Regions from separate parts of the Homo sapiens genome. Here region 1 is linked to region 2. The links are chromatin loops, found by intact Hi-C in ENCODE. Cell type or tissue: ascending aorta. All regions are shown on one strand. Each heading gives the region's core, and the rest is flanking DNA. Links, peaks and the distances in the headings are about the cores only.

Evidence for each region. A loop is a pair of places that touch in the nucleus more often than their neighbours do. Peaks named below come from ENCODE experiments on the same cell type or tissue, not always from the same donor. Only the 100,000 strongest peaks of a DNase experiment are listed, where the experiment ranks them.
Region 1: it touches region 2 in a loop (1.9-fold over the local background); 6 of 110 quality-filtered maps call a loop at or near these places.

What each region holds. Positions count from the first base shown.
Region 1 is chr3:152,301,152-152,304,086 of GRCh38, reverse strand. All of the region lies in intron 2 of MBNL1 (muscleblind like splicing regulator 1), which reads right to left. Among named protein-coding and RNA genes, the nearest start is that of MBNL1-AS1, 33 kb to the right of the region's middle. RefSeq lists an enhancer at 1,454-1,553. In ascending aorta, for the core only: no CTCF peak of the experiment used is centred there; a DNase peak (open chromatin) is centred at 1,146; H3K4me3 peaks cover 2,500 bases; H3K27ac peaks cover 2,500 bases.
Region 2 is chr3:152,402,557-152,409,444 of GRCh38, reverse strand. The region is part of intron 2 of MBNL1 (muscleblind like splicing regulator 1); the gene reads right to left. Among named protein-coding and RNA genes, the nearest start is that of MBNL1-AS1, 140 kb to the right of the region's middle. In ascending aorta, for the core only: no CTCF peak of the experiment used is centred there; a DNase peak (open chromatin) is centred at 5,574; H3K4me3 peaks cover 989 bases; H3K27ac peaks cover 2,500 bases.

The sequences.
Region 1 (2,935 bases), core at 1-2,500, 100 kb after region 2:
TCTTTAAAACTGTTCTCAGCACCCTTGATTGTATGCCACTTTGCAGTGGAATCTGATCTCAAATGTGTCTATGATAAATCTGATCGGGGTGCTATTTATAGATAGATATCACTGTATATAGCAAAAAGAAATTTTAATTATCTTAAATAAAATGGCTCAATTTGATAAAGGAACAAGTGACTAAAGTTTTCAAAGGTAAAAGAATTTTGCTAGATTTTTGGAAAATAGATAGTAAATATAAAGGTTATATTCTCTTTCTCCCATCCCTAGTACCTGAAAAATGAATGGGTATTTGAAATAGAATTCAGTAAACAATAAGTCTATTTCTGTTGATCATATCGTAAAAGCTTTTTTTTTGAGGGTATAAATAACTTGGCAAATATTAAAATACATTCTGTAGGCTTTCTTTACATTGACTCCCCAAATTTTAGTTGAGAGCTCATGACTGAATAGGCAATTTGTCATTGATTTGAAACATCATTTTTGAAATATAATTTTCTAATGGTGGCTTGCAGTGTTAATATTTTTCTTTTCTTTTTTCCTATCTCTTTCACAAGCCATAGGGGAACATAATCCTCTTTGGCATAAAATAATGCACCTTTGCAAATGTTCTGGATTTCTGAAATAGCTAATACACCTAAATCTATAGCACGTAAGCAATTTAAGTCTCAGCTTGAATACGCTCTTAGACTATTATAAATTAAAACTGCAATTGTAAAAGGAAAATTAGAGAAACTAAGTATTTAGAGTATTGTTTATATACTAGCACACATTATTACAGCTTTTGCTCTTTTACTGTTCTCGTTCTAATTCTGACATTCTTAATACCTACATTCCTCGTTGTCATGTATTCCCATTTTACTTAGCAACAGATTTATTACGATACAGACTTCTACATTTACATACGGTATATTTAAATCTAATTATTTAAACCTTAAAATCATCAGTATGCAACTAAAATAGTGAGCTAATTTTCTTCCTATTATCTTTAGTAACATACCAATTGACTTCTTTTACATAAATGAATACTTTCTTGAACTGTTTGACTTATTTTTTTTTTTTTTAATGAAATAAATTCTCCTCTTCTAACTAGAAGTCTGCTATTAACGTAAGTCACCTGGGAGCCTGGCCAAAGTCTGAAGCAGCACAGCTGAAGGGTACAGCCATTTCATAGGGTCCTCTCAGAGAGTATTTGGTTTGCTTTCCTAACTTTCTAAAAATAGTAGATTACACAGGCCACCTCCATCTCATGGCTCAAGAACTCAGAAAAGGCTGGACTATGGATTTAAGCAATACACAGGACACATTTTATTAAAGAAGTCAGGATTATTACAAGTTTTCTAAATTTTTTTCCGTTTACTCTGTGAGAGAATGCAAATGATCTAGCGGTTAATGGCATGGAAACCTCATAACGCTCCCAAATTTCAGAACTTCAAGCATGAGTCATACAGTTACTTTAACAGTTTTAAAATATGTTTTTGATCTATTTTAGCCACAAGACTGAATACAAGAGGACTGCTATCTGAAGGGAAGGATTCTAAATACTGTACAAAGAATCACATGTGTCAGTTATAAATATATACACACACACGTAAGAAACATGTTTTTTAACATAAATGCTTAATTACATATTCAAAATTGTTTTAATGCTTAACATAATTATTTTACTAACATTTAAGAAGCTACTGTCCTGGGTATGAAGCTCCATCATAAATAAATTCATGTTTTTTTTTTCCTCTTATTCAAATTTAAAATATTTTACCAAGTTTTAGACACTGTAATTTAAATTTAAATTAAATTCAGTTTCTCTTAGAAAGACAAAGAAAAAGGACAAAGTTTGCATTGATTAGCTGCTGTAATGAGTTCATTTCATAAATACATTTAAAATCTTGAAATTATTTAAAGTCCTTGATGTGGCAGTTGAATCTTGTTAACCACATAGCATGTCATTAAGCAACCTTGCTGCTTTACTCAAAAAGGGACTGTTCTGTGGCCATAAGTGAGCAGCAACTAAAAAAAAATATTTTGAGATGGAAAAATAGCAACTGAATAGTAATGTTTCACAATGTTTCCAAATGTTGTAGAAGCAGGTCTTCTGTGTAACCACTCAATGTCACAGCCAAATTTAATGTCCTTCATTTTGCAGCTACGAGTGCACCATCAACTGTCTGTAGGATTAAAAATTGGATTTACTATTAATTGGGTCAAAACAGGGTTACTTATGGCCACAGCTGGTTACCGACAAGAGTAATTAGCTCCTTGCCCCTCATTTTATGGGTCTCAGTCTCTAATTACACCTGAATTCAGCCAGCATGAATTTAGGAATACACATTCACGGAGGTACAACCACTGTGCCCTTCACTGATGCCTCTCAAAGGAAAGGGTGAAGAAAGTCTCAATGGGAGTTTATAACTTTTGCTTATTGATCTTTAGGACTATGACATTAAGAAGAATCTAACATTTTAAAATATTTTTGTTGTTAATACCTCCTTTCTGTTCAACTCTAAAGATCATATTCTCGAAATCTTTGGCAAAAACTTTAGCAAAATGAACAGCCTAAAATGGACCAGGAAACAATGAACTGAAACAATTAACTCATAACTCACCCTGATGTTATTAAAGAAAAGATTATTATAGCACCATATATTTTTAAAGACAAGATGGATCTATGAGACTTTTACTTCTCTACATATGTAGAAGTGATAGTGTCCTCCCCTCAAAGGTCCAAAGAATTAAATTAGGACATTCATATTCAAAAGCAATTTGATTAAACCAAGTAGGCTGAAAGTACCCAGGAACACATTTCTAGTCTTGACCTTGTGTGTCAAAATAAAGATATTTATGTTATCTTTTAAAAGACTCATTTTCAAATATGATACCTGAATTACAAATCCAATGACATTTTTGAATGTCAAGAAACACTAAAGTAAATATT
Region 2 (6,888 bases), core at 4,185-6,684:
TTCAGAAAATTTTTGCCAAAAATAGTAACATTGGCAGTCAAGCCATATTATTTCACACTTGCAAAAAATGTTTTTTATGGCTCTGCCATGCTTTTTAGTTATCAATTCTAATGCCTGGGTGAATAAACACACACACACAAACACATACACGTATATAAAATATTTATTTAAAAATTACAAGTATCTAGTGTTAGAAAATTTATGGCAGCTTATAAGGTGAATGATTTTAAGAGAAAATTATACTTCACATACATACAAATATAAATATGCATGCACACATATATACTTCAGGGTTATGTTTTCATTTGGTAGATATGAGTTTGATTCACTCTAAGAATCACAGTTTACTGGCTTTTGCAAGTACTGAAAATAACTGCATCTAACACGAAGTATATTGTTGCTCTTAAATGTATATTTCCTGATAACTCACTTGTTTCCGTAAAGGACTTGGGTTAGCTTACAAGAGCACATACATCCTAAAAAGATGTTCACAATTTCTCAACCTCAGCACTACTGACATTTTGGGCTAGATATATTTTTGTTGTGGGAGTTGTCCTGTGCATTGTACTATGTTTAGCAGCATCCTTAACTTACAACCACTAAATGCCTATATTACCCCTACCCTCAGTTCTGATAAACCAAAATGTCTCCAGATATTGAGACATGTCTTGGCGGGGAGGAGGGAGGACAGCATCACCCTTTGTTGAGAGCCAACCGCCACTTTACACCTCATGGAATTTAGTGGGGGGCTGTATTCATCTGCCTGGGATATCATAACAAAATACCAGTTATACCAGTATCTAGTATACCAGATTTTATCATAACCAGTTATAACAATAGTTATCATAATACCAAATATAACAGTGTATAATTATGCATAAATACACACTTATATACTCACCCCAATTATGCACCTATTTCTAACAGCAGCATATGTATTACAAACAGATTTTGCTTGTGTTACAAATTCAAAACTTAGGATATATGACATAATTTATATTTCATGTTTTATTTGAATAAACTCTTAAGAGCTTTTATAGCACTATAAAATAAAGCCTAAAATTTTTAGAGTAGTTATAACAGATACATTACATTCATTTTTTTCTTTGAAAAGTCTCTAGGGAGATTTCACTGTTTTGATGCTGTTATTTGTTTTACAAGTAGTATACTATACCACAGAGTAAATATACATAGTATATATCCTGTTAATAAGTAAATATTATGTATCTACTATGTTTAAATCATATGTTAAACTATGGAGGAAATATATTTTCATATTAACACTATTGTTTTTTGTTTTAAGTTCTGGGGTACCTGTGCAGGATGTGAAGGTTTGTTACATAGGAAAACATGTGCCACAGTGAATGGTTTGCCGCACCTATCAATCCATCACCTAGGTATTAACCCCAGCATGCACTATTTTTCCTACTGCTATCCCAATCCCCCTCAATCTCTTGCCTCGCCCTCCCCAACAAACTCCAGTGTATGTTGTTCCCCTCGTGTCCAGGTGTTCTCATTGTTCAGCTCCCACTTATAAGTGGGAACATGTGGTGTTTGTTTTTCTGTTTCTACATTAGTTTGCTGAGGAAAATGCCTTCCAGCTCCATTCATGTCCCTGCAAAGGATGTAACTATGTTTCTTTTTATGGCTGCATAGTATTCCATGGTGTAGGGATATCACATTTTCTCTATCCAGTCTATCATTGATGGGCATTTGGGTTAATTCCATGTCTTTGCTATTGTAGTAACACTAATTTTTCTATTAATGTTTAAATTCTCAAATATTCATGACTCTTTAACCTAAATAAGTAAATAGGATTTTTTTATTACATAATTGTCTGTGTTTAGTATCATAGCACCCTTGTACTTATTTCATAGTTTTACCATCTTTAAAGGCAAGAAACTATTCTTTAAATCAAACACAACTTCTACTGTTTTGATTTCTTCATTGGTCTTTCAGGTAACACCAGCAACAAATGCCTAGCATCCCCACAGAAGGTGAAAAAATGAGGCAATTCTCTTATTTTGCTAGGCAAGCAATCTCTAGTCTTCTAAATTAAGGTAGATATAGCAATCCTAATCAATATTTAAAGCTTAACTTTCTAGATGTAAATTGCTATTTATTCACCCAATCAGCGTAACAGCAAATGCATGGAGCTCAATTCAACCACAAGAGCTGGGAGATTTTTTTCGTACCAGTGAAACAAACTAAAAAAAAAAAAAAAAAAAAAAAAAAGAACATATTTCCACTGATATAATCCCAGTTTCTTTCAATTACTTTACCACAGATATAAAACATGTTTTCAAATGAAACACAATATAAAACAAATGTAGATTTTTCCCCTTTCCTGGTCCTGTGAAAAGTTCACACAAACACACACACACACACACACACACAGTGGCTTAACAATTATTGAGACTGCCAATAAAAGAAAGAAAAATACACACATACAAATACACACACAGCCTATTGAGTTCAAATTTGTAACTTTACCATGGCCTGAAAGAATATAATGTAATAGATTCTTTTTAACGGCATTAAACATTTTTTCATCAGTGCATAATCTAATCACAAATGGGATTTTAGGTTAGACTTTTCTAGCTACTTAAACAGCCCTCTTGAGTATTCAATAGCTGTTCTAGGCACTATTTTGTAGAACACTCCTAAGTTTAATGGTGAAGATTCTCAGATACTGAAACCAATAGCGACATTTACGATATCCCAAAATATCCTCACTATTGACGCAATATCAACACACCCCCACTCAAACACTGGGATACTATGACTTTTTTTTCCCCAGAGAACCTAAGAGCTTTAATTGCACAATTCCCATTAATCATCTTGAAAATGGCATAACTGAAACTCTACACTTCTACAGAACATTATGTAATGCATGAGAGTCAAAGTAGCTGCCACTGAGAGGGCTGAGAAAGGGAAAAAGGCAACAAATCACACACACATTCTTGTGACAAAAAATACCACTTTTTTCTCCAGCAGCTTTTGCCTGTGAGAAATCAGATACACATACAACTGTTGCAGTAGCAGTTATTTCAGCACACAATTTTAGCTGATAGTCATCTGAAGAAATCTTAATCTCCTCAGAGTGGGCCTATAAGGCTCTTCTATTTAGAGTTGCTTGTGATGGGATGCTGTAAAAAGAAAGTCTCACTTTTTTTTCATACCTATGGCCTCCTCTATCCCAGAGAATCTTAGAAAAGTGTATCACCACTGCTGAGGTTAATGCTATGCAGGGCTTAACTGCACCTATTGTCTGCCACTATTCCATAGTCTTCATAGGCTCCAAAGACAGATCTGACCACCATCCCTGAGCCAAACCAGAGTCTCTATGACCTTGTGAAAGCCCAGTGACATTTGGTAGGTGCCAGCATCATTGAACACTCCAACATTTGTTGGCTGCTTTTTTTATAGCATCATGAAACTGGAAATGGCAGATCACTATGTTTCTATTATTTTTAAATTGCTTCATTATTTTTTCAGTACAGCAACAATCAGATTTCTAAACTGTTTGTAGCTGAAATACTTCTGAAGTTTTATGACATCCAAATCAGACACTTTTCAATCTTGGCTAATAGTTAAAAGCCCTAACATTTACATAATAAATGTTAGCGCTCTATGTGTAGAGCATGCCTTTCAGTGGAGAAACACAAAATGTGTTATAAATATTTATCCAATTTATCATTGTACCATTACTAGGTGGATTTACAGTATGACTGTCTCTATTAAATTTCTAGAGCTTTCCTGGGGATAAAACAGAGGTAAACTTCTTAAGTCAAATGCATCCAATTTTTCTTCTAACAATCTCTTGAAAGACTTATTTAAGCAGTTCTTTACAGACTGCTTAAACATAGTTTAAGACTAGTTCCTAGTACATTTACAAAGCAAAAATGCTCCAACTTTAAATCTCTCCTTCCCTTCAGGAAGTACTGACTAAAAACCAAAAGGTATATTTTTATTATAACACAGGAATAATAAAACTTACATAGTGCTTCCTATATTCCAGGTACTGTTTTCAAAACTTTACCAATGTTAATTCCCTTAATCCTCTCTCAGTATTACTGGGAAGGGTTGTTTGTAACATTTCAGTTTTTCTGAATACTTAAGTACGACAAAACAAGTGACTGAACCCAGGCAGTTTAACTACAAACTAGGTGCTCCTAATCATTACTGTAGGGATATGTATTTGTACCAAGTGTATCCCACTTGATCATCTGTAAGTTGTTTTGCTTTTGTTTAATCATTGACTGCTAATACTAGAAACAGATGACTCTAGGTCAGAACCAAATGGAAGTCTTCAACCCTTTTGAGTTCTGCAAAGGAGAAGATATTTCATAATGTAAGCAACTGAATTTGGAGAAGACTAATCCACATAGCATTTCCAAAGTGTAATGGGAAAAATTTAGATGCTTTTGTAAATTTCAATTTACTTGTCATTTTTTTTTCCTCAGAGGAACCTGTCTTACAGTATCAACAATATTTTTAAGAAATGGAACACCAAAGAAGTTAAAATATTGCTTCATATTATCTACTTCAATAAGAAACCTAGTGAAGCAAGAGGTTCTTGGATTATCTATATATTTCACTGACATGCCTCTTCAATTTGGATATAACACAAATAATGAAAAATTAATTATATATAGTTATATATTATATTTAGATATAAAATAATTTAAAAACTATTATATAATGAAAAAGTTATATATCTTTGTGTGTGTATATATACATACATATATATGTAAACATACATACAAACACATAAAATTAAAGATATAAAGTTAGACAGTAATATAGGATGGTATGTTTTAAGGGGCAAGTCTTTATTGAGAAATATAAAAGTAACTAAAGGAAATCAGAGAGGAAAAACATTTTGGTTAAGTCAGCTTGAGAATAATAACATCATTACTTAGTATTTATATGAGGCATTTGTTGTATTTGTACCTGCTAGATCCCACATATCCCTACAAATAAAGTAAAGTATCTCTAAAGTGATAACACTTATTCAGTCATGATAAATTTCAAAGTATAATATTATGTAATATGTTTCCAACAACCTATGTCAATATTTCCACTGTAACTCTTCCATTGAAGTCTACTCAGCCTTCTAGATGGGACAGCATATATTATGCATATAATTAGTGCTTAAATAATTTTCTAAACTGTAGCAGATGTGTAAAATTTTGGCTGCCATTTACATGCAGAAATTAGTATATATTACACTGCTCTGCATTGTCTTTGCCAAATACAAAGACCCTTTCTTTTTCCCAATTTTTCATTGGCACTCCTTTCTAAATCTGTGAGATTCCCTAACTGAAAAACAAATACTGTCAATTTCTGACCTCACAAATTCTGCCTCAAGTCCAGCCATTAAATGCTACTGCTTCACATAAACAATGACAGAGCACGAAGAAAAGGTGAGGCAATAAAGGTTCTCACCACTGCTGACCACAGTCTCCTTCAGACAGATCAACTTTGTACTTGAACAAAATGTGCTCAATGACACTGGCTCTGTCCCCATGGAGAAAACACTCCCCTCCCTGCCCCACCCCCCTGCCTATGACCATTTGCTAAAATTGTGCACTGCCATCAGCTCTCCCAGACTTGAGGCAGCAGCGAGGGGAAAGACAAATTGGCTCATGAGCCCAGAACATGTTTCTATTGGATGGACTGCAACAGCATAAGCAGTAAGGGTAAAGAAAATCTCTTGAGGCAAAAAAAAGCAGTATCACAACACAGGTTATCTGAGCCTGTCTCCTCCTCTGCACTCCACCCCCATACCTAGAGAATTCCACTGGTTTTCTAGGGCAGTTCCCCAAATAGCTAAAGTAACACTCAACAAACTACCTAAAAATTACCACTGAGAATAAAATAGAAAAGTCTCAGAATTTTTAGAATCATTTCATATACAGTATGTGTCTAGTATCCTTGAATAGTTTTTCAGAAAAAGATCCATATTAACAATAAACATACAAATAAAAATAGATGACAACTATAAACTATGGAACTTGTACCAAGTATCTACAGATGAGTCTATATAGCAAAAGGGTATTGAAGCCATCACGTTAAGCATAGATACTTGAAAGAGCTTAGTCATCACAAGGTGCTCTGTTCTAAATGGCAATCAGAAGCTGTAGTGCATATTCTTAAGTGCTTAGTTAAGATGAAAAGTATGGAGATGTTGGGCCTCACAGGAGCGTCAGCCATGGCAACACAGTTTTTTTTTTAACAAACCAGAATGTGAACGTGAGAGGGGAAAGCACAGAAGGTTGTCACACGATTTTTTTTTTTTTCTTGCTATCACACCAACAACATTTAGGCTGAAAGCCTGGATCTGCTAAACACTCTGCTCGGGTGCATTAAGTGAGTAAAGGAATATATCTGTGATTTCTACACTCTCTACCTGTGCTGAAAACAGGTGGCTTTTATTAGAAATAGTTGTTGTATCTTCCTTTGTATTTTGTACATGTTCCTCTCCTAATACTGGGCACTGTTTACACATCTTCCTTCCCTGGTGACAGCCTCCAGAAGGAGGCTCATGCCCACAGTCTATATCAGGCCAAGAAAACCCCATAAGTGTTTACCAAGTGAATGAGTCCTGACTATATTTCAGAATATAGGATATTCTGTCCAATAAAACAGCTCTCAAACATTCCTTTTGCATCTCTTTCAGGGTCCATAAACTGACATACTATAGCCCCATTTTTTTCTTCATTCAAATATATTTTTCTCTCCTCTAGTCTTCTACCATTTCCTCCTTTTCTCAGTTAACTGCTTACTACTGTTATCCAAGTACAAATTTGTGGCTCTGCTCCCACCTAAGTAAACAATATGGTCACCTGTTAGAGGTATCTGTATCCTAAGCTTGTAAGCTTC